Linked DNA regions of Mus musculus: regions 1, 2, 3, 5 and 6 are each linked to region 4. Evidence: chromatin loops called from intact Hi-C (ENCODE). Cell type or tissue: left cerebral cortex. All regions are shown on one strand. Region 1 holds the start of Dis3l (DIS3 like exosome 3'-5' exoribonuclease). Region 2 overlaps Dennd4a (DENN/MADD domain containing 4A). Region 3 has its middle 6.8 kb from the start of Dis3l. Region 4 holds the start of Ints14 (integrator complex subunit 14). Region 5 overlaps Gm36365 (a long non-coding RNA gene). Region 6 holds the start of Tipin (timeless interacting protein).

Evidence for each region. Peaks named below come from ENCODE experiments on the same cell type or tissue, not always from the same donor. Only the 100,000 strongest peaks of a DNase experiment are listed, where the experiment ranks them.
Region 1: a loop joins it to region 4, with 6 times the contacts of the local background. A loop is called at or near these places in 10 of 42 quality-filtered maps.
Region 2: a loop joins it to region 4, with 4 times the contacts of the local background. A loop is called at or near these places in 6 of 42 quality-filtered maps.
Region 3: a loop joins it to region 4, with 2.4 times the contacts of the local background. A loop is called at or near these places in 11 of 42 quality-filtered maps.
Region 5: a loop joins it to region 4, with 4 times the contacts of the local background. A loop is called at or near these places in 11 of 42 quality-filtered maps.
Region 6: it touches region 4 in a loop (7-fold over the local background); 6 of 42 quality-filtered maps call a loop at or near these places.

The regions. Positions count from the first base shown.
Region 1 is chr9:64,338,358-64,342,357 of GRCm38, reverse strand. It overlaps Dis3l (DIS3 like exosome 3'-5' exoribonuclease), which reads left to right and starts at 1,101. Exons shown (of 17, transcript NM_001001295.2): 1 at 1,101-1,365; 2 at 2,726-2,879. The coding sequence starts at 1,227. In left cerebral cortex, CTCF peaks have their summits at 1,065, 1,269, 1,876 and 2,750; DNase peaks (open chromatin) are centred at 1,257, 1,715 and 2,526; H3K4me3 peaks cover 2,036 bases; H3K27ac peaks cover 2,132 bases.
Region 2 is chr9:64,901,605-64,905,604 of GRCm38, reverse strand. Dennd4a (DENN/MADD domain containing 4A) reads right to left here. Exons shown (of 35, transcript NM_001162917.1): 25 at 1,266-1,455. Among named protein-coding and RNA genes, the nearest start is that of Gm39361, 29 kb to the left of the region's middle. In left cerebral cortex, CTCF peaks have their summits at 2,002 (motif pointing right) and 2,763; DNase peaks (open chromatin) are centred at 1,307, 2,019 and 2,699.
Region 3 is chr9:64,346,015-64,350,014 of GRCm38, reverse strand. No RefSeq gene overlaps it. Among named protein-coding and RNA genes, the nearest start is that of Dis3l, 6.8 kb to the right of the region's middle. In left cerebral cortex, a CTCF peak has its summit at 2,476 (motif pointing left); a DNase peak (open chromatin) is centred at 2,436.
Region 4 is chr9:64,959,197-64,963,196 of GRCm38, reverse strand. It overlaps Ints14 (integrator complex subunit 14), which reads right to left and starts at 2,365. Exons shown (of 13, transcript NM_001077631.2): 1 at 2,259-2,365; 2 at 1,199-1,503. In left cerebral cortex, CTCF peaks have their summits at 2,400 and 2,910; DNase peaks (open chromatin) are centred at 2,343 and 2,847; H3K4me3 peaks cover 1,397 bases; H3K27ac peaks cover 1,263 bases.
Region 5 is chr9:64,778,171-64,782,170 of GRCm38, reverse strand. Gm36365 (a long non-coding RNA gene) reads right to left here. Exons shown (of 3, transcript XR_379558.3): 3 at 2,809-3,475. Among named protein-coding and RNA genes, the nearest start is that of Gm36365, 8.8 kb to the right of the region's middle. In left cerebral cortex, CTCF peaks have their summits at 2,447 and 3,831; a DNase peak (open chromatin) is centred at 2,414.
Region 6 is chr9:64,280,003-64,284,002 of GRCm38, reverse strand. It overlaps Tipin (timeless interacting protein), which reads right to left and starts at 2,418. Exons shown (of 8, transcript NM_001324557.1): 1 at 2,356-2,418. In left cerebral cortex, no CTCF peak of the experiment used is centred here; a DNase peak (open chromatin) is centred at 2,422; H3K4me3 peaks cover 1,246 bases; H3K27ac peaks cover 406 bases.

The DNA.
Region 1 (4,000 bases), 620 kb after region 4:
TTGGAAGAACCAGGTGTTTCCAGCCAACTGGGCCAGCCACATTAACCAAAGGTTGCCAAGCAGTAAATTCCTTTGGTGCAGGCGCTCTCTCTTTTATTCACCAGTGACTAGATGATGCTTAACCTGCTTTGAAGTTGAGCAGTTTCTAGCTTCAAGATTGGTTCTGAAACATAATAACTAGGTATCCTTGGGCACTTAAGCTCCCTTAATGCAGCCTCACAGCCTATAAAATGATACAAATAAACACCCACTCCTTTGATTTAAGGAAGCTAAATGATACTCTTGCTCCAGTGGGCTCAGTGCTTGGAGAATCCAGGGTGTGTGGTCTCCCAAGATACCGTCCTTTTTGTCAAACACTACAAGCACAGTACTTAGAGATCATGTCAATAGCGGCTCTAAGAAGTCCTTTGCCCGAGGCTGCCAGCGCTATAAAAGTTGTAGAGTGTTTACCCCAGAAGGACTGGTTTTCATTTTATCTGTAGTGTTTGAATGTTTACGTGTATTAAAATTTAAAATAAGCATATTTTTGAAGAGGAAAACCGGTTTGGCCAGCAGGGTTACCAGCTTTTTTGCTGAGCTTTTCAATTCTTTCAGATACTGCAAAAACAAGGACGAGAAAACTCTACAGTTATTACCTCTGGTTTTTGTTTTGTTTTTTGTTTGTTTTTTGTTTTGGTTTTTCGAGACAGGGTTTCTCTGTGTAGCCCTGGCTGTCCTAGAACTCACTCTGTAGACCGGGCTGGCCTTGAACTCAGAAATCCACCTGCCTCTGCCTCCCAAGTGCTGGGATTAAAGGCATGAGCCATCACTGCCCGGCATTACCTCTGTTGCTATGGCAGCCCTTCGCACACGGGCCTGTGGGTAGAAACAAAGTAAAAAAAATAATAATAAAAATAAAAATAATAATCCTTTTACACTCGACTCTTAGACTACCTGCCACATCCTACCTTCACACCCGAGGATTCTTCGGGTGAAGTTTATCTACACTTTTCCCGCCCGGGGACAACTAAGGCACAGAGAGGAATAAAAGGCGCGAGTAGGACTGGGCCCGGAGGATTCTCAGCCCTGGCTAGGTCGCTCCCGGTAGCGGTAGCGGGAACGTGAACGCTGCTGCCTGCCCGACCAGGCCCGAGGGGCGGGCCTCAGGCCTCGGTCTCGCCTGAGCCTGCCGCCTGCCGCCCGCCGCCCGCCGCTTCCCGGCCACAGTGCCGGGCGACGCCGCCAGCATGCTGCAGAAGCGGGAGAAGGTGCTGCTGCTGAGGACCTTCCAGGGTCGGACGCTGCGGATCGTGCGTGAACACTACCTGCGGCCCAGCGTGCCTTGCAACAGCCCGCTGTGCCCGCAGCCTGCCGCCTGCCGCAACGGTCAGAGCCGGGGTGGACCGGGAAGGCCCGGGCGGGAAGAGCGAGGGAGGCCGGAGCCGGAGAGGGAAGCCGGGGCTCGGAGAGCGAGAGAAGCCGGGACTCGGAGAACGAGGGAAGCCAGGACCAAAGGAACGAGGGAGGCCGGGGCCTGACGTAGCGAAGGCTGCCGGGCGCGAGCGAAGGGACCTGAGGCCTGAGGAGCGAGGGTGGCAGAGGCCCAAAGAGCAAAGGGAATCCCGGCCTGGCGTCGCGATGGCGGCGGGGCCCTAGTGAAGGAAGCGGGACCCAAGGAGAGAGGAGAGCGGGAAGCTGAGCAGCGAGGGCGGCTTAGCGCTGGCATCAAGGGCGGAGCCAGACCCTCGCGGACTGTAGGCAGCCGGAGCGAGCATAACCGTCTGGGCTCGGCGGTACTGGGGCAGCCGGGAGCGGCCCTGGAGCGTCCCCGGTGCGTCCAGTCTTCCCTCCCAGTGGCCGGCACAGGCAGGACCGGCCTCTGCAGCCTCAGGGGCGCTCCTCTCCGGACCTGCCTGCTACAATAGCCGGGCTAAGTGGAAGAGCCTGCAGGCACCGGATGCTTCGGTTTTTCCAGGGGGACCTAAGGGCGTAGGCACCTCCTCCTTTCTGCCCGAAAATGCTATTGGCACCTTACTCCTGAGCGTATTACGCTGGCTGGACATTTGACATTGCCTGCTCTGCTCCTGCCAGTACGCAGACCCTCCAGCTGTTTGTTACCCCTAGTGGGAGATGAGCGTGAGGGGGTCTTTTCAGAATACATGATTGAGGTCACAGCTTGACCAAGGTGTCAGTTGAGTGGAAGCCCATTGATTGAACAGCGCATCCTTTTTAGGACGTTCTCCTCAACCCTAGAACCGTGTAGCCGTGTTAGGAAGCTTCAGACCGAATAGCCTTGGAATTGTTAGATGCTTACAAGGGGTCAACACACACACACATGTGCACTCTTGCCCTTACATATATATACACGTGTGTATATGTAGATAGAGATATAATGGATATGTAAGTAGCCAACGCAGTCAGTGCTCATGCATGTCTGTGATGGCTTAGTAGAAATTTAGTTTCTTCCAGGGACGTACTTGTTTTTAAAATATCATTCTTTCGAAGAAGTGCTGGCTACAACATAAACCATGTTGGGCTTGTATTTAATCACAGCTGAGGGGAGGGGGAGCAATGGAGCTGAACTTTGAGCCTCCACCAAAGTAGATTTGTCTTGTCTTTTAAAAACTTCAAGGTGAAATTAAGATGAGAAGTTATTTTGCACACCGGGAGCACTGTGACATTGAAATAGTCATAAACCAGGTTTGAAAATGTTACCTAATGGCTTCCACTCTGAATTATGTTTCAGATGGGAAGCTCCTGGCTGCCGAAGTCACTCATTACGTGATCCCAGACTGGAAAGTTGTCCAGGATTACCTCGAGGTTCTGGAGTTCCCGGAGTTGAAGGGAGTTATTTTCATGCAAACGGCCTGTCAAGCTGTGCAGCACCAGAGAGGCCGGAGGTATCTGTTTTGCATTATTTATTTATTTATTTATTTTCAGTACCGGTTCCCCTGCCCCCTTTAGAAAAGGTCCCTTGTTAGAGGGAAAGAGGAGGAATTCATTATTTTGTCAGAAAGGATTTTTGAAACTAATTTGGTATTCTCTTTGCTGGTGAGGAATGTAGTAACATTTTATATGTGTGCTTCAACACCTGGCCAAAAGATCTGACTGTAGATCAATAAACTGCTGGGTCCCCGGGATGTACATAGTTAAGATTCTATGGTGAACTGGCTTCTGGTTTACATTTTCATAGGTAGCACTATTATTTCTTCCTTTTATTTTTGCTAATAATATATAGTATTTAATCTTATTCATAGGTACATTGTTTCAGGAGCATTCCTTTCTTTGGAAAAGAATACTTTTAAATCTTATCTTCCTCTATTGTAGAAGCAAACTGTACTTACCGTGATTTATTCAACGAAATTAAAAATAGCTCTTTCTGATTTTTAGATTAGTCCTGTAACTATCAGCCATAGTAATTGTATTTGCTGAATAAAACATTTCTAATTGGACCAGTTTAAAATACTCACCTTGCACCTAAATGAAAGAATAATTGCCCCTTTCTGTGCAAATTTCTTAGAATACAGTTTTGCTTCATTTAATATTTGGAAACTTTTATGAGAATAGCATGTTAGAATTATATACCCAAACCCTCAACACCCCAAGGTATTTAACAAGCAGAAACTGGATTTATTCTGTTTTTAAGATGTTTTGGTTTCTTCAGCTTTTGGTAGTAAAAGGTAAAGTTTTCTTTATTTGTGTATGAAAATGATAAATTGTCCTGATGCTTAGTTCAGAGAAATATACATTAGCTAGAATGTACGTGGGTTTTTTTTTCAAATTGAATATTTTAAAATGAGCTTGAAGTTGATTTTATTCAGACACAGACATATAGATGTTTACACACAGCCAGGTTTAAACACTGCTGCAGGTGTCGTATTTCAATTTCTTTTACTAAAATCAATTTGTTGTTACCATTCAGCTCGCTCACACACAGCAAGCCTCTTCAACCTCTGTTTTCTAAAATGTTTTTAATATTAGGATTGTTTTGAAAACCAATTCCTGGGACAACCGAAAGCAA
Region 2 (4,000 bases), 58 kb after region 4:
TTCTTAACCTCATTTCTACAACAGAATTCACATAAAAATGAAGCTGAGGCATGTCTGCACAGCAAAACACAGAAGTGGTCAACATGCTCGGTCAACGCATTCGTGTGTGTGCATGAGTGTCTGTGGTGTGTGTCTACCGCTGTGTAGCATGTGAGTGCTCACATGTGATATACACGAGGAGGTCAGAGGTGAACTTGTGAAGTCAGGGCCTTCCTTTCACCATCTAGGTCTCAGAGATACGACTCATGCTATCTGGCTTGGCAGCAAGCAGCTCTACCCACTGAGCCATCTCACCTGCCCCAACATATTTTGTCATACTGATGAGACCATGGGAAAATAGGTATTCTTACATTCAGGTACTGAAAATTCAAAATAGGACGTATCTGCGAAAGGAACTGGGAAATACCATTTCAAGGATAAATCGGGTATTATAAAGGTCACATGTTGTAGCATTATTCAAATGGGGAACATAATGCTCAGCAGGGCGGTGGTTACAGTAAACTGATAGGGCCACCCACGAACTAAGTCACTGTGAAAATGGGGGAGGGGCAGTCTCGGTGATAATCCAGGCCCCGCCAGTCTGGTAAGTGAACGGAACAATAGGTGAGAGAGGTTTAGTGCCTGTTACCTTCTAAGTTTCAAAATAGTAAAGATATATAAAAGGACCTGTGTTTACATTCTTTCTTTCATTTGTTTGTTTATTTATTTATTTATTTATATTAGGTATTTTCTTCATTTACATTTCCAATGCTATCCCAAAAGTCCCCCATACCCTCCCCCCCCCCCCACTCCCCTACCCACCCACTCCCACTTCTTGGCCCTGGCGTTCCCCTGTACTGGGGCATATAAAGTTTGCACGAACAATGGGCCTCTCTTTCCGATGATGGCCAACTAGGCCATCTTCTGATACATATGCAGCTAGAGACACGAGCTCTGGGGGGGTACTGGTTAGTTCATATTGTTGTTCCACCTATAGGGGTGCAGATCCCTTTAGCTCCTTGGGTACTTTCTTTAGCTCCTCCATTGGGGATCAAGTGAAAAGATAAACGAAAAGTGAGAAAAGCAGTTCCCTCGAGAACAGAAGCAAACAATATGAGGGATGGGACAGGAGCCAGACTTCTCTCAAAGGGCCCTGATTTTGCCCACACCCCCCCCCAATTTTTCTTCATTTGTTTGCCATGCAAATCTTTTAAGATTGAAAAAAAAATCAAATCATGAAAATAGACAGCTCCTATGACTTGGCAGCATGGCAGAGCCGGGCAGACCTTCTAAGGAGGCAGAGCTTCCCAGGCTGGCCCTGCTGACGTCAATCCCCTTGGTTCCCGAAGCCGCACTGCTTTCTTGGGAGGAAGTGGCTCCTTCCAACTCGTGGCAGACATCTTCATCTGTCAAAGAGGTAGATTCAGAATCCTGGGCTCCCACTGAAGAAAGACTGGTACGATCAGAACTTTGATCCTAAGAACATAATTACAAGCTTAATTTCCTTCACATTTAAAATTATTATTTAAAAGTCACTGTCAGATAGAAACAACTACCTATTACCTTCTACCAGGTGAGCAACATTACAACTTCTGCAAGAAAAACAACCAGTTTTACAAAGGTGTATCATTCTGGATGAGTATGCTGGAGATCAACTCTGCCAGTGTGAGGTTTTATACTGTGTCCAGGTGCGCATGTCTAGGTGTGTGTGCACTGTGTTCAGTTATTCATATGTGTACATGTGCACAGCCCAGAGGAAAACCTTAAGTGCTGTTCCTCAGCACTTGTCCACTCTTTTTTGAGACAGGGTCTCTCATTGGCCTAGAGCTTGCTAAGTAGGCTAGATTAGACGGCCAACAAACCTCAGGGTTCTCTGGTCCCATGCAATTGCTGTAAATGACAAACACAAGCCACTGCAGCTGGCCTTTTTAAAAAAATATTCATTTATTTAAAAAATACTTCACATATTTATGTATACGGTTGTTTTGCTTGCATGTATGTCTGTGCATTCAGTACCCATGGAGGCCACAAGAGGGCATCAGCACTTCTGTGTGGGTGCTGCAAGCTAGGATATACCACTGGGAATGCGCCAATCTCTAAGGCCCTAAGAGCAGCCAATATTCTTAACCACTGAGTGGTTAAGTCCAGTGATCTTTATCTTTAATTCATGAATTAGTTAGAACTTTGGATTTTTTGAATCCATACTTATTAATATTTTTAGTTTGATTCTGCTGTTGTCAGAAAATATACTTTCATTAAAAAAATCTTATTGAGATATAATTTACATGCTATAACATTCAGAAAATAAAATTCACAAAAACTGACTTCAAAAATTCAAGAAAATTTCTTATTAAGGTTTTAGAACTCAGTTGAATTAAATGTTTAAATTGAATTAAAAAATTTACATTTATTTATTTTGTGAGGGAGGAAGTATCTGCACACCACAGCAAAAGTGTGGAGGTCAGAGGATAACCCAAGGAGCCAGTCCCCCTTTACTGAGAAGGTCCAGGGATTAAACTCAGGCGTGGCAGCAAGAGCTCCCGAGCCACTGTGTCCCAGCCCCAGCTGCACTAAGTGACCCCAGTGTCATGGCTTCTCGGCTGAGCCATTCTCAGTGCTTTAAGAGTTGCAGCAAGGCAAAAGGCAGCTTTTATGCTGCAGCTATTTATAATGCCTCCTTCTTAAGATCCAAGTTTTCCTTTTAGTAACGATTTCCTCAGCCTGAACTGCCATGAGCACAGCTTACAGAGTGTGTTTTCTATTCATCTTCCCTGGTCTGAAGTGCCCTTGTTTCACCACAAGCCCTGGAGAGTATTTCACTAGATACAGACTCTGCACTGCTGTGTCCTTTCTTTCAACGCTAAAGACGCTTCCTCACTCAACTCTCCCCTCCATGGTTTTATGACAAAAATACACGGCCATTCAGATCTTTATTCCTTTTGTAATTTTAAAAATACTTTTGAAGTTTACGCCAGGAAGTGGTGGCACACGCATTTTGTCCCAGTGCTAGGGAGACAGAGATAGGTGGATCTCTGAGTTTGGGGACAACCTGGTCTATAGAGTGAGTTCCTGGACAGCCAGCGTTACACAGAGAAACCCTGTCTCAAAACAAAACAAAACAAAACAAAAAGAATTAAAAGTTTGAGTTGTTTTTTTATCGATGCCTTTATTGTTAGCACTTTGCTTATGATGTCTACAGATGCATTTTTTTTTTTAAATATCCACTAGTATTTTGGAGGTCTGTAGCACAGCTCATGTGTGGGGGTCGGAGAATAACTCTCCTCTGCTTTTATATGGATTCTGGGAACTGAACTCAGTTACCTGGCTTGTGCAAGCACCTTCACTGGCAACGAGCATCTCAATGGCCCCGAATGTGGTTTCAAGTCTATCCTTTTGTAGTTTGCTGCATCATGCCTATCTGGAAATTTATATATTTTTTCAATTTGGTAAGTTAAAATATTTCTACTTCAAGTCTCTTTTCTGCAACAATCGTTTTCTTCAATTCTTTGAAAATAACAACTGTATCTATCCTATTACACCTTTCATACTGCCCAACAATTCTCTAAGGCTCTGTGCACTTTTTAAAAGACTCAGTTTTTTTTTTTTCATTTATGTGTGTGCTTTGCTTACATGTATGCAAGTGTGCCATGTGTGCACAGCACTTACAGAGGCCAAAAAGGGCACTGGACCCCTTGGAACCAGAGTTACAGAGAGCTATGAGCCACCATATAGACACTGGGAACAGAACGCAGCTCTCCTGTGAGAGTAGCGAATGCTTGTCTGCTGAGGCCTGCCTCCAGCCCCACTCTGCCTCTTTACACTCCCCTCATTATTCTGCTCTTGAATCTGTGTGCTGAGTCTAGTTTATGCTATGCAGGTACTTCACCACTGAGTTATACCCCCTGCTTCTGTTTCTTGTTTTGTTTTTCTTTCCTTCTTGTTGCCAAGGTTTACCTGTACAGCCTCAGTTGTTTTTGTATGGCTGGCTTTGGTTGTTAGCCGTTTGCTTATGATATGTACA
Region 3 (4,000 bases), 610 kb after region 4:
TTAAGTATTGTGAGTAGTTTATCATGGCCTGCTTGGTGTTGATCAGCTATATCCTATTTAGTTGGTTTTTCCTTTTTACTTTTCTGCCAGATGATGAATGTAACAGGCCATGGACAAAAAACTCCATGTTACCAGGATCATAAATCTCATGCCAGCATTAGCCAATAAGTAGGGTTGCCCGTAAGTCTGCATCCGCTAATGAAGAGGCCGGCTTCAGGTTACTGTCTACACTTTTATATACACGGAGAATAACTGCAGTTCCAGGGCTCAAAGACTTCCCCTTCCCTCTGGCTTCTGGATCAGGGATTGGCAGGTGCTGGGAGCTTCAGAGAAAGGGAAGTGTTCTGTGATCACTGTACTGCCTCCAGCTAATTAAAGAACAATGTTAGGGGACTGGAAGGGCACCAAAATGCCTTCCAGTCACAAAAGATAAGGCCTTGAAAGCTAAATGGTAAACAAGACAAGATTCTTACGGTTTCTAAAATCTAAGCTGGTTCTCTCATGGGGCTTCTAATATCTCTTGAAGTGTGTGTGTGTGTGTGTGTGTGTGTGTGTGTGTGTGTGTGTGTGTGTATGTGTGTGTGTGTGTATACAAGCTCTCTACAGAGATGAGCTCTTCACAGTCTGCCCATCAAAGCTCTGCACAGGAGGCATGCTGCCCAGGGCCCAGCTGCCCACTGTGTCAGGCTTGCTCACAGAAGCCACCAGGTGAAGGAGGGCTCAGAGAGGGCTGACATCTTAAATTCACAATTCAGATTTTCAAGAGATGCCAGGAGTCCTCTCACCTAGCCCAGGGATCCTAAGAATGGGTCCTATAGCTCACCTCCTCTTTTTTTTTTTTTTTTTTTTTTTTTTTTTTTTTTGGTTTTGTCGAGACAGGGTTTCTCTGTGTAGCCCTGGCTGTCCTGGAACTCACTTTGTAGACCAGGCTATTTCCAACTCAGAAATCCGCCTGCCTCTGCCTCCTGAGTGCTGGGATTAAAGGCATGGGCCACCACACCTGGCAGCTCACCTCCTCTTTCTGAGAGGCTGTTGGGTAGGAGTATAAAGTGTGGCCTTGCTGCCCTCCCCCAGTTGAGGAGGGGACAGCTTTGTGCAAGGCTCTAACGTGAAGTCTGGGCTCAGGATGATGACGCAGCGCTGGAGCCATGCAACCTTTGCTCACTGAGCCATCTCAGTAGCCCGAGATTCTTTTTTTTTTTTTTTTTTAATCATCTTGGTAGCTGGGCATGGTGATGCATGCCTTTAGTCCTAGCCCTCAGTAGACAGAGGCAGGTGCATCGCTGTGAGTTCCAGGCCAACCTGGTCTACAAATCGAGTTCCAGGACAGCAGGGGTTGTCCCACAGAGAAACCCTGTCTCAACAAACAAACAAAAACAAAAAATTGGTAGACAGAATTCTAAGACCTTCCAAGATTCCTGGCCCTTTGGTGTAGACACACTTTATCCCAGTTACTTGTTCAAATGAGAGTCTCGGTGGTGGTGTGGAGGGCCTTTTAAACAAAACTTAGATCCCAAGTGAGTGACGGCTTATGCCTTTAATCTCAGGGCTCGGGAGACTGCGGTGCAAGGATTGCTGGGAGTTCACGCCACCCCAGAACAGGTAGAGACGCTTTGTCCCAGAAAACAAACAAACAAGCAAGCAAACAAGCAAACAGTTGGGAATAAGTGCCATTTCTAGTTTCTGTCTGTATTCTCTTGCTTTTTAACCAGATAGAAAAGTACCCTTTCACGTGCCTTTTACCTTACTTATTAAGCAATGAAAATAAGTAGATGTTCCTTATTTAATTTATCCTAAACCTGGAGGTTCAGGATCCTGGTCAAGTATTCCTTGTTTTCTTTCCCATTTCTCCTTAAACTTTGTTGTATTTCTATTGATTTCAGAACTCTTAGTCTATTGACACAGATGTAAAATGGGATTTGCCCACCCCCAACTCAGATCTGTGCAGTAACAAAGCAGAGTAAACAGGAAAGCTCTGTGTGATGAATTTATCCAGCGGGAAAAAAAATATTTATCAAGACCTGCTGAAACATCCCTACAAGATGGACAAAAACTTAATCTCATCAAAGAAAATCAATCAAAAAAATTAAACCACAAGAGCAATGTTTCTATTTTTGAATTGTAATTGGCGAGCCAGATGACTGAATTTTCTTCTACTCCGCCTCAAGACTCAGGAATTTATTTTCTTTTTTTGGTGTTAATCAATGAAGCTTAGCTTCTAATTAATGTGGAAGTATCCAGACCCTTGAGCTCCTTGAACAAAGGTTTTGTTAAAACACTAACCTGTTTGCTTGTTTCTTTTTTGTCTCCAGTAATTGGATACATTTTAAGAGTGGTATGTGAAAGGCCAAGGCTTTCACTATCAGATATTCCCATGGAAGGGATCAAGTGAGGCACTTAGTTTGGAAAAAAAAAAAAAAAGAAAAAGGAAAAAAAAAAATCGATGAAACAGCACCTCCTAGTGGTAGAACACTAGAGTTACTGGCAGGTACAGTGGAAATTTGGCTGAGACCCTTATAAGTGTAAAATTAGAGCAAGTTAGCAGAACATCTCAGAATAATCATTGCAAACTGTGTTATTAGAGTTCCTTGAATGTTCTGAATGGCAAATCAAAGATTAATATTAACCTTCAACATATAGGAAATGAAATCTCCCTTAATACAGGTAGCAAAGTGATCTTAGCAAGCACTGCACCCCACTGCCATGGGGTCCAAGTGAGAGCAGTTGACTCCAGCTAATGGGGTAATTGTAGACACGCACAGAACCTTTAGAACCACTAATTCATTGGCATCATGACCCAGAACCTCCTGTGCCAAAGCTCCAGAAGTTAGGTAAATGGTGAGGTCATTAACTGAGTCATGGTTTCCAATTCTGTAGGCCATTGGGTTCCTGCGGCCAGCCATACAGAATGTACCCTGAATCCTACAAGTGTCTGTGTTTACTAAGGACAAGGCTATATGGCTGGGTCAATGCTATAAGAATTCTGTAGCCATTCTGCTTAGGTCCAAAGTCAACTTTGCCACTCTCTTGCTGTGTGTCCTGGGTGGTTGATTCAGTCCTTCCTACGTCATTTCTTTTCCTGGAAAACATATTTTTGAACAGAAGTCAAGGTGGTGCTTTTAGGACTAAATGCAAGAACACAGAAGTTACAAACTGGGCATGAAGCTGCACACCTAGAAGCCGAAGCAGGGGGATTAAGATGTGGAGGCCCTGGGCTGCATAGAGAGCCTTTCTCCATCCCACACCCAACTGTTGTGCCGGGAAGGGTTCACAGCAAAATGTGCCAGGAAGGGTTCATGAACACCCCTCCCCCCCAAAAAAAAAACAAACAAACAACAACAAAAAAAAAAAACCACCAAGGAACCGTCTCCGATGTAATAGCCTTAGGGTTTCTTTATTACAAGCTCAGGCTTAGGCTCTCCTCCAACCCAACTCTGACACAGCAGGACTGGAAGGGAAAGTGGGAGCAGCCCTGAACCCTCAGTAGGACACATTTTATAAGAAAATAGGAGCGAGCGAGGGGTGAGGGAGGGGGTGTCCAGTCTGGAAAGCATCTAATAGAACGGCTATAAGCTGATGGGTGGGTGATCTGAAGCAAGACTATATTTGATCACAAACAGTTTGAAAGTACATCTGAAACAATCAGACTAATCTTTGATTAACTGTTGCTAGGAAGTAGCTAGGGAGTAGTAACTCTGGCCAGGGACAAGCCGTGGGGCCTTTCTAGTACATGGGTATAGCTTGTGTTCTGCTGTAGGTCAAATTCTCAGGCTTTTTTTCCCTTTAAGATGGAGGCCGGTCCTCTCAAAACAAAAGAAAGAAAAGGAAACGACCTGAAGGGGAAATGTGTTGGTTAATCTCAACTGCCAACTTGGTGAGCTCTAGAAACACATGGGGAAGTGGGCCTGTGGGACTGTCTGTGAGGGATTATTTTGATTAGACCAACTGAGGTAAAATTACTCACTCACTGGGCAGTACCATTACCTGGGAGGGATCCTGG
Region 4 (4,000 bases):
TAACAACAGGCACTGCCCTTCAGTACATGTCCAACTGTAACTGTGTGACAGTCTGCAATTCCTTTGTAAGTAGGTTGTTGGGAACTCAGCACATACTAGTTCATGGCAACAATGTTATATGTAAGAGCAGATCAAACAGGAAAAGCCTTTTTTTTAACCACATATTGGCCATAGATACATCTCACATATTGTAACAGCTCATGTATCAAATACCAATGAAGTTAACCCAGAGAAAAAAGTTTTACTTTTCAGACTCTCTTTACCAGTCCAAAATGTTAGACAGTAGGAAAGAAAATTAAAAGAAAATTTCATTTTTTATTCAGTGTATGTATCTGTGTGAGCGCCTGCCATACATGAGCAGGTGCCCTCAGAGGCCAGAAGAGGGTGTTAGAGTCCCTAGAGTTGGACAGGTGGTTGTGAGCTGCCTAATGTGGGTGCTGGGAACTCAACTCAGGGTCTCCAGAAGTGCTCTTAACCACGGAACCACTCCAGCCCCTAAGGAAAAATTAAATATGTATCCCTCTCTCTGTCTCATTAAACAATGTGTTAAACATATTCACTCTTCTGGGAGATGACATGACCTCACCACCCCCGACACCCCCCACCCCCAAGCATTACTGCCCTGTTTTGCTACATACTAGCATTTTCCTAGGTCCATGCTGCCTAGGAAAAGTGAGTTCAGAACTGTATTAAATGAGGTCACTAAGGGCAAGGATCACAATAAGAGTTTGCTTCATATTGGGCAGTGGTGGCGCACACTTTTAATCCCAGCACTCGGGAGGCAGAGGCAGGCGGATTTCTGAGATCGAGGCCAGCCTGGTCTACAGGGTGAGTTCCAGGACAGTCAGGGCTACACAGAGAAACCCTGTCCCGAAAAACCAAAAAAAAAATAAAAAAATAATAAAATTTTAAAAAGACTTTGCTTCCTAATGTCTACTCAGGTTTACATCTGGCACACAGCAGGTGCTCATCAAAATCTCAACATAACCAATGAACTACCCCTAATACAACATACATTAATTCATTAGGAAAATACATTGTAAATTTTAACTCTGTACACAAAAATACACTTTCTTATTTAAGCAGAGCCACCAGGGAGTCCTGCACTTCTGCTCAGGTGCAGTTTATCCAGCTCTTGTGGGTCACATTTATGCACGGAAGCCTTTATGGTTTTTAAAGCTGATGATCACGCCCTCACCTCTTAAGAGATTGAGAAACAGTTTTCTGGATCAAGTACCAACAAGCACTTCCAGTCCATGAAATTGCTGCTAGCACTGCAATGGGTGACCGCAGCTGTCAGTCTGGCCTTCTCTGAAGACACCTGAGAAGCTGGCTCTTTCTCCTGACTGATGCATTTGTGTCAGGGCCCGAGTGCACTTCCTCAGCCGTGGCCGACTTGTGGCAATCCAATTTTGTTTTTGGGTTGTAAGCACTGGGATAAACGAAAGAATGGAACGTCCCTGAAGGCTGTTTCACTCAAGCAGTCTGGGCTTAGCCACAAAACTGAAAAATAAAAGATCTCTCATTAGTAGATAACACGATGTATTTCTCACTTGGGCTGACTCTGATCAAATTTCCCCACACCGCCCTCAGCCTTTCCAATTGGTACCATTTTACAATGTTTCAGATAACCAAGGGTTTTCTTTCTCCTGGACAGTCTACTCCTGATGATACATCCTCGCCACATGACTGCTCTAAAAGCCATCAATTACATTTATAGTTCTACTCTGAAGGGGATCATTAGCCCATTCATAGCAATTTGACGCTCAGGAATCTCTCAAAGCTCCACTTCAGTTTCTAAGTGCATACACGTCGGCTTTTCTGTCGCTCTGGCTTGCCCTACGAATTCCTCTAAATTCTCAGATGATTAATATCTGAATGGGTAGCCTGAAGTGCAGCAGAGTTCACTTAAGACTGCAACTGAAGAATAGACCTTTACCTTTAAAACGAGCCCAAAACATTTGTTGTATGGAACTCTCGGGGAAAGAGGGGACGGAAGTCTCAGGGTCCAGGGACGGAAGACTCTCAGGGGAGGAAGAAACACGGCCCCAAGCGCGGAATCCTGCTGCTTACAAGACCCGGGCCACACAGAGGGCAGGCCTGTCGCAGGCCCTGGAGCCAGCGCCCCTGAGACCGCCACCCTACGCGGGCCTCAGAGAAGGTCCGCCGCCCGCCCTGTGTTGTTCCTTCCACTCCTTCCCCTGTAACCCCAACCGCCATCGAAACACAGCCCTCAACAGGCACATTCCCTGACTTACCCGGAGCCCATCTCCAGCCTCTGTCCGTCCGCTTAAACCTTCCGTCCGCGCGCCATAGCCGGAACTTAAGGGCCGTGCGACATAAGGGAACCCGGAGGCAGCGAATAGCGTGGGCTGGGCGGGGCTTCCAGCCCACGGGCGCTGGGTTGTGGCTCTCCCGGGACGCTAGGGGGTGCTCCTCCTCTGTCTCTTGCCCACGGAGCCCCAATTTCCTCCCAGGCTGAGCCCTGCGGGGGGTTTCTGGCCCTTCCCCCTTTGTCTTACCCCATTCTGGGTGCCTCCCTCCATTTATCTCTGCTTTGCCTTTTTATTAACCTGTAGACCCCTGGCCAGTGTCTAACATTTCTGTCATTGCTTTTCTTCTTCAGAATTCTCAGTCACACCGACAGAACAGTAGGATGCTCTTCCTACTCTTAAAAAACTGTAATCCCCGGCTGAGTGCTCAGACTGTAAGCACCTGGCTGCCCTGAGTCTAAGTTGCATTGAGATCTTAGTACCACGTTATTTCCCTACCCTGACTTTGAGACCGGCAGAAGCGTGACTCAGTTATTGCTTTTGTGCCTGAGATGTGCTGAAGGTTTTGCTTTTAGGATTCCATGTAAGGCTTTGAGGGTCCCTGCCTGCTTCTCTCCACCAGGTGTCCCTAGCATAGCATATGCCTCAGGGAGTTCCTGGGCGGGGATGAGAGGGTGAGGTGGGCAAAAGGTGACTTGCTAACCCTGTGGGCTGTAGGGGCCTGGAGAATGTCAGTTAGTAGTAGGCCTCAACGGATGCTAACAGAACGCTGGGTAGTTATGGTTCAAAGACCAATACTTCACAACAGCAATTACAAGTGAGAACACAGAGCTCCCTGTAAAGTCTTAGGCATATGGCTTTCTTTAAGCTTATGGGTTGCAAGCGGGATAAGGAAGGGAAACTCTTAGAACTGACTTACCACAACTTGCTCCGTGGGAAAGTGTTTGTTGTTCTTTAATGTTTCCTCTTTCTATTAGAGGTGGCAGAGAAAGCCAACACTAGACTCTGGGGAACCAATATCAAGGCCGCATGGCCTGTAGACTTAGCTTTTGTTTGCTGCAGGACATCTTTCTCCAACCAGGCTAGTTTCAATATTTCAAAAGACCTTGCTATGTTTGAACAGTTATGGGGCTCTAGGTAAGTAAGAATATATAGCCTGATTACTTAGCCGTAATGGGAGAGATCTGGCCAAGACTATGCAGACAGAGGAGTTATCTGTCTAGTTGCTCTATTGTGGTGATGATTCAGCCATGGATTGCTGTTCTAGGCCAGCTTAGATACATGGTCTGGTTTATGACCTTAAAGACTAAACTTAAGTTAATTAGTTTGCTCATTTTTAATGATCTGATAGGTGTTCAGATTTGTTGTCGTCGTCCTCGTTCTGCTGAACAGCTGGCTTTTCGGTGACGTAGAAAGGAATAAGTCTTTTTTTTTTTTTTTTTCTTTTTTGGTTTGGTTTTTTGAGACAGGATTTCTCTGTGTAGTCCTGGCTGTCCTGGAACTCACTTTGTAGACCAGGCTGGCCTCGAACTCAGAAATTTGCCTGCCTCTCCCTCCCGAGTGCTGGGATTAAAGGCGTGTGCCACCACGCCCAGCAAGTCATTTTGTTAAAACTGATGATAAAAGACAGAACCATCGAGAGGGGACCTCATGATTGGCTCCAAATCAGAAGTTTGTTCAATGACGATAAAGTCAGAACATCAATGACAAGAGACAGAGTAATTCAA
Region 5 (4,000 bases), 180 kb after region 4:
ATACCTTAAGCTCTAAAGTCTAAAACAGATGGGGCTGCAGAGATGCTGAGTGGTTAGAGTTCTGGATGCTCGTGTAGAGCACAATTTCCAGCACCTACCTGGCAGCTCACAACTGCCTGTAGCTCCCGTTCCAGAGGGTCTGATGCCCTCCTCTGATCTCTGTGGGCACGGGGAACACATGTACTGCACAAATATTATGCAGGCCAAGCATCTATGTACATACAAAAATTTAAAACTTTCCACTAAAGATCTAAATCAGAGGATATTATTTCTGAGGAACAACTTATAAGTTATAGAAATGATTTGGATTTTCTAAAATTACAAAGCAAGAGTGAGTCCAGCTGCCAAGCCTGCTGGCACACGACTTTGATTCCAGCGCTGGGGAGGCTGAGGCAGAGGATGTGAGTTTACAAAATGGTCTACATAATGAGTTCCAAGCTAATGAGGTCTATGCAATAAGACTCTGTCAAAAGAAAAAACAAAGCAAACAAAACAAAAAACAAACAAAAAAAGGCATCTAGCTAATGCTGAATTGAGATTATAACCTGTTATTTAATTGTGAAAATGTAGTTAAGAATCAAAGTCAACCAAAAATATATGGATATTTGACGTTAGATAGAAATTGACTGATTTTTATCTTCCTATTTTTGTCAGGATAGAAAATACACAGAGGTTGAGGCTTGTCTTTTATGTCATTGGTTTCTAGTTACTTAAATAATTGATGTGTCCTTTATTAATATTTTACATTGACCAGGATTGGCAAGATGGATCATTGTAAAAGTGCTTGTCATGCAAGTTTGGAGATCCAACTCCGGTCACCAGAATCCACATAAGAAGGAAGACAGAGAGAGCTGACTCCTGAAAGTTGTCCTCTGACCTCCAAACTCAGTGGCACAATTCCCACACACGTGTATCCTGCAATCAAGCAAACACACACACACACACACACACACACACACACACACACACACACAATTTTATCTTGACCAGCATGACTTCAATGAGATGGACTGTCCTTCTTTGCATGGATTTTACCCTCTTATTACAAAATACCATATGTTTAAAGTGGAAAGAAGGAAAACATAGCAAGTTATAAAGGAAGATTGCAATCCTATCGTCAGTTTGAATTTGCAGGAATCCCCCATTTTACATATGGATGTTCATGGAGTTGGGGTTAATATTGTACACTTTGTGCCCTTGCTTTTTTTTTCCCAATTTATGTTTTATTACAAGCATTTCTGTTTATCATCAAAGACCCTTTTGTGATATGTGTGTATATGTGTGTAAGTGTTGTCTGCATGTGTGCATATGTGTGGGGTCCACTTGTCCACACAAACACAATGTAGACCTCAGAGGTTAGTGACTGGCTTCCTCTTGAGTCTCTTTTCCACGACATTTTTTGAGACAAGGTCTCATCAGTTACACTCTGATTAGCAGAGCATGAAAACCTGATGAAACAGGCTTGAAAAAAAGTGTATTCATTAGTGTGTGCTAAATGCTGTGTTGCAAGGTCGGGGACAACTTACTGTAACTGGTTCTCTTCTTTCTTGGGGATCGAACTCAGGTCATTAGACTTGGTGACAAGTACCATTACCCACTGAGTCCTCTTATTGCAACTTTTTATTACTTCATTTTGTTTTGCTGATACAGGATGTCACGAAGCCCAGGCTTGCCTTGGACTGTAGCCAAAAATGGGTTGCACTAATACTGGGATTACAGATTATTTGTTGTTGGGTATGGAACCCAGGGCTTCAAGTATGCTAGGCAATCACCCTACCAACTAAGCTACCTTCCTAGCTGAGGATGGGCTCTTCATGATGCAATCTGTTTTAGAAAATATCTAGTTTCCTCTCTGTTCTAGTGTCTGCCTGTCTGATGTCCCTTATAGGCAAAGAGTTCTTCCACAGATCGTCTAAAGCCATCTATGACATTGGTGAAAATGTTCACACGTATGTACGTATGTATCGTTTACAAACCCGAAGTTCACAGTGAAAGAAAAGATTTGTGAAAGAGACTCCTCTGAGTGACGTCTGTGCGCAGGAGATGGTCCTGTTGTGACTAGGTGCAGAGAGACAGCATAGCATGGCTTAGGGTGTCAGCTCATATTCAGACCACAGATAAACCCTGTCTCAGGACACCAGGAGTGATGCACCACTGCTCCCATCAAGGTCTTAGCATTTGAATATTGGCAAACTGATGCTGTCTTCTTCCTTCCGGTTCTCAGGAGAACAGTTTGTAGGTGCGCGGGATATGAACAGGAGAGATGATCCACAGCGATATCTTCTACGTCTCAAATGAGTAGCATCCGCTAGCACCCATGTTTGCTAGAACAGGGTTAAGATTTTTATCTGAGGCAAATGTGTTCACAGCAGGTGGCTAGCAACCCAAGTGCAAACACCAGGCTTTCCCATTTTCTTGTAAAATAACGAGACACCTAGTGGTCACAACATGAAATGCATTTCTGAAAAATATTCAGTTACTATCCAGGTAAATACTGACCACCCCAATGTTTAATTTGACAAAAGTAATTATGTACTTCCTGGTGTGCCAGGGTATTTTGTATCCCAGGTTGCTCTCAAACTAGCTAAATGTGACTTTGAACTTGTAATTCTCTTGCCTCTGTCCCCTGAGTGCTGAGATGACAAGGATGTGTGACCATGGTCAGTTTGTATGGTGCTAGGTATGGAACACAGGGCTTCCTGCTCACTAGACAAGCACTCTGCCAACTGTGATACATCCCAAGATTCCAAATGGGCTGTTGTTAGAGAATTTACTCAAAGACAGGATCAGACCAACCGCTGAGCCACATTAGATAAGCGTAAGACACATTGTTTATTATATTTCACAGCACTCCATAGCTTTCAAAGACCTTTCAACACTGCACCTCTTTTCTGTACAATAAACACAACAAAGCTGGAGATAGTGATCAGCGGGAAGCGCTTATGGTTCTTGCATTACATCAGAGCTCTGTTCCTCGCACCCACATCGGGTGGCTCACAGCTGCCGTATTCAGCTCTAGAGATCTAATGCCCTGTTCTGAACTTCACGGGCACCTGCACACATGTGACATGTACACACAGAAACATACACACCTGCACCCGCACATATGTGGAATATACAGATACATGCACATTTTAAAAAACAATAAAATAATAGGGAAATACAATAATAGTATTTCCTTATAGGTTGGAGCTCCCCAAGGGAAGAGGTCACAGCACTCTCCCCCAAAACTGACTCTGTGTCCAATACATAAGGACTAGGTGCTTGGTAAACGTTTGATGAATAGGGAGCTGGAGAATTGGCTCAGTAGAAAGCAGTGACTGCTCTTGCAGAGGACTTAGGGTTCCATTTCTAGCACCTACATGGCAGCTCACAACTGTAACTCCAGTCCAGGGTAACGGACATCCTCTGCTGGCTTCTGTCGGTGTCGGCACTCAGTGCGGGCGGTGCACAGATAGACATGTAGGTCAAACAACTATGTACATAAAAGAAAATAAATATATATTTTTTAAGTTTGATGAGTTGAACTGACTGAGAAGCTAGCTATCCCAAGAAGCAGGATGGTTTCTCACCTTTCTTCTATATGAGGAAGCAAAAGAGCACAGGATAGAGAATTGCCTTTTAGGTAAATAATGATTCACTATGACCCATCCCCTACATGGCTTGGCTTTTGCCATGTCCAAACAGACAAACAGACCATGTAGGAAAGCCATTGGCCTTCATCTATTTTGTTTTGCTTCTAAAAATTTATTTCATATATATATAGTGGGTGTGGGTGTGGGTGTGGGTGGTGTGTTTTGAGTGCAGTACCCTCAGGGGCCGGAGGAGGGGGCATCAAAACCCTTGCAGCTGGAGTTACTGGAGGTTTTGAGCTGCCCAATGTGGGTATTGGGAACTGAACTCTATTCCTCTAAAAGAGCAGCATGCACTCTTAACTGCTGAGCCTTCTCTGTAAATCAATGGCTCTCAACTTCCCTAGTGATGTGTAATATAATCCTAT
Region 6 (4,000 bases), 680 kb after region 4:
TATATAGCTCACTAATACCTATAACTACTGCTTCAGGGGCTTTGACATCTGGCCTCAAGTGTACATATCCCCCAAGATACACACTCTTTTTGTTTGGTTGGTTGGGTTTTTTGTTTTGTTTTGTTTTTTCAAGACAGGGTTTCTCTGTATAGGTCCTAGAACTCAATATGTAGACCAAACTGGACTTGAACTCAGAAATTCACTGCCTCTGCCTCCCAAGTGCTGGGATTAAAGATGTGAGCCACCACTGCCCAGCAAGATACACATTCTTAAACCTTCAAAATTTCCTAAATTAAAACTAAAAATATGGGCTGGAGAGATGTCTCAGTGGTTAAGAGCACTGACTGCCTTCCAGAGGTCCTGAATTCAATTCCCTACAACCACATGGTGGTTCACAGCCATCTGTAATGGGATCTGATGCCCTCTTTTGGTGTGTCTGAAGACAGCGACAGTGTACTCATGTAAAAAAAAAAAATCTTAAAAAACAAAAACAGCTAAAGATATTATACTCAGGACATGTCTAAAACATCCCCAAAACTTCTAAATTTATTACTTCTTTAAATTTATGTTTGTTGTATGTATAATAAGAGTGCATTATGTGCCACCGGGGGAGGTCAAAGGACAACCTGTAATGACAATTTTGGAATTGTGGGTTTTGTTTTTTTGGGTTTTGTTTTTTTGGTTTTTCAAGACAGGGTTTCTCTGTGTAGCCCTGGCTGTCCTGGAACTCACCTCTATAGATCAGGCTGGCCTCGAACTCAGAAATCCGCCTGCCTCTACCTCCCAAGTACTGCGATTAAAGGCATGCCCAGTGGTGGTTTCTTTTTTAAAAAAAAAAAAAAGCACAGAAATGGGCTGGAGAGATGGCTTAGCAGTTAAGAGCACTGACTGCTTTTCTAGAGGTCCTGAGTTCAATTCCCAGCAACCACATGGTGGCTCACAACCATCTGTAATGGGATTCAATGCCCTCTTCTGGTGTGTCTAAGCAGCTACAGTATACTTACATACATAAAATTAATAAATCTTTTTTTTAAAAAAGCACAGAAATATTATTTCTTCATTTTAACTCCTGGTATGGGAATTGGCTGCTTCAGATTGCCCACAGCAGCTGGTATGACAGGCCTTGAGCTCTAATGCTGTAACGGCGATTCTGCTAACTGCAGATAGCTTCCTCAGGACTTTTCAGAGGGTAAAGGCCAGGATTGACTGCTTGCTGTTGGCTGTGGTTTTGTTTAGTGGTGAGCAAGAGAAGAAATAACACATCCTCAAGGTCCTCACCTTGCCTCAAACATGCCCCAAGGAACTTGACACTCCTCATCTGCAGGGTAAAGATAATGTTGCCATTTTTCCCCCTATCCTCTCGTTTTTTAGGGAGCCTAAAGGGTAGATTAAGGGTAGAGAAGGGTGGAAGAAAGAATCCACAAAGTAGCAAAGGACTCTGTGGGTAGAGTCAATTCTTTCCTTCCAGCTTTGCATGAGACCCAGGGATCACACTCAGTAAGGCTTGTTCCCCAGCACTATATCGCCTTTACTAGCTGTCCCCAATTCTAAATTTGTGACCGTAAATTTATAAAAACAAAGTACTGGCTCCTGATAATAAACCGCTACGTCTTTGAGTACCTTTAAATGTGGGAACCAAGGGTAGATTATAACTCTACCTAGGACCACTTGGCCTGGGTTCCAGGCCCAGAACAAGCACCCCAATCCTCAAAACATCTAGTTAGTACACTCAATCCCATTCTAATGGGAGTTTGAGAACAGGACTTAAAACTACAATAACCAGCAATTAACCAAAAAAGCACAGTGGGGCTTATCAGTAAACTGGTTTCTCTCAGTGTTTGTAAAGAATTAGATGTTCACAGCCCTTCCTTCTCTCCTTGACAACTGTCACACGTGTTTTAGACACTAACGAGTTAAGTCTCTTTCCCCCTCCAGGTCCTCAAACTCCCAGAGCAGTGTGCGTGACAAATTCAACATCCGATCCACAAGTCCTTCCCGGACCTGTTTCCAACCTACCGTTTTCCCTAGTTGTCAAAACAGGAGCTCCTCGCCCTAAAGGAAGTCCCACCACCCTCACTCTCGTCCCACCGTCGGCGCCAGCCCTAGGGATGTCACCTCTCCCTCGCCTCCCCTCGAGTCCGCTTCCCAGCCTCCCTCTCAGCTAGGTCCGTGCGCGCGGCTCCGGTGCAGGCCCGCCATCCTCCCGCGGCGCCTCCCACCCGCTCCGCCCGCTCCTCCTCAGCCCCGCTTCCGCCTGGCTCCTGGGTGAGACCCCATCTCCCGCGCCCCGCGCCGCCTTTGCAACGCGGGCTCCACTTCCAAAATCTGCGCTCACAGAAACCGGTCTCACCTCACCTAGACAGCGGCCGCCGCCAAGCGCGCCAACACCGCTTCTCGCGAGACTCGGCTCCGCGAGACAAGCTGAGAAATTTGGCGCCAAGGGTAGGCGAAGAGGCGTGGGAGGAGCCTAAGGGTCTGAGCCCCGCCCACCGCGCTCGGAAGCCCGCCTACCCATCCGGAATGTCTGGGACGGCAATGAGTTCTGGGCGCTTTATTAGCTCCAGAAATAGGTCTCCGGGTTTAGAACACGAACGATGGAAGCCAGGCATAATAGTGCACGCCTGGAATCCCAGCACTCGGAGGCTGAGGTAGGAGGATCGCCACAGGTTCCAGGCCAGCGTCTACGAGAAAAAAAAAAAAAAGAAAGAAAAGAAAACTGATTTGTAGAGGAGTAAAACGTAGTGTCAAACAACTTTGGCTGGAAAATTACTGCATCTTCAGAATAGCAAAATGCCACGACTATGAATTTTGTTAATTAAATAAAGATATGAGGAAAAGATTGTAGTTTGTAGTTAGGGTTAGACGTGTAGACCCAAAGAAATATGTCAAGAGCTGGAGAGAGGGCTCAGTGACTAGAGCCCTGACTGCTCTTCCAGAGGTCCTGAGTTCGATTCCCCAGCAACCACATGGTGGCTCACAATCATCTGTAATGGGATCTGATGCCTTCTTCTGGAGTGTCTGAAGACAGCTACAGTGTACTCACATACATAAAATAAATCTTTAAGAAAGAAAAAAGAAATATGTCAACAACAAAAAAAGGAGGGTTCCCTGTTTTCTTTAAAAGTATTGAATCCGGCCGGGCGAGGTGGCACACGCCTTTAATCCCAGCACTTGGGAGGCAGAGGCAGGTGGATTTCTGAGTTCGAGGCCAGCCTGATCTACAAAGTGAGTTCCAGGACAGCCAGAGCTACACAGAGAAACCCTGTCTCGAAAAATCAAAAAAAAAAAAAAAAAAAAAAAAAGTATTGGATCCAGTGTTTACCTTTAATCTTAGGCAGATCCCTGGAGTTCCAGGCCATCCAGTGCTACACAGTGAGATATTGTTTCAAAACAAACAACAAAAAGGGAGGGCAGGGTTGGGGAGATCCCTCAGAGGGTAAAGGACTCCCCCACATTGCATGATGAGCTGAGTTCAGATCTCCAATACCCAGGTTAAAAAACAGCTTGATATTACCCGGAATCCCGATTCTGAGAAGGCAAAAATCAGATTCCTCCAGCTGGCTAGCCAGCCAGCCAGGTTTAACTGATGTGTTCCAGGCACAGTGAGAGACCCTGTCTCAAAGGGGGGGGGGGGGGGCTGAGACATACAGATGGCTTAACCATTAAGAGTACATGTTGCTCATGTAGGGGACTCTAGTACACTCACATAGTGACACAGCCGTGTATGATTCCAGGGTATCTGAGGCTCTCTTCTGACCTCCAGAGAACCAAGCACTCTGTAGATTTATGTATGTATATCATGGTTTATGTATGTATGTTTATATGTGTGGATATGTATGTAAATATGAATGGTTTATTCATGTAGTTATGGGTATGTATAGATGCATATATGGTTTATTTATGTATGTAGGTTTATTTATGCATGGGTATGTATGTACACAGGCATATATGTATTACATACACAACCATACATATAAAAGTATTTTTTAAAGATCTATTT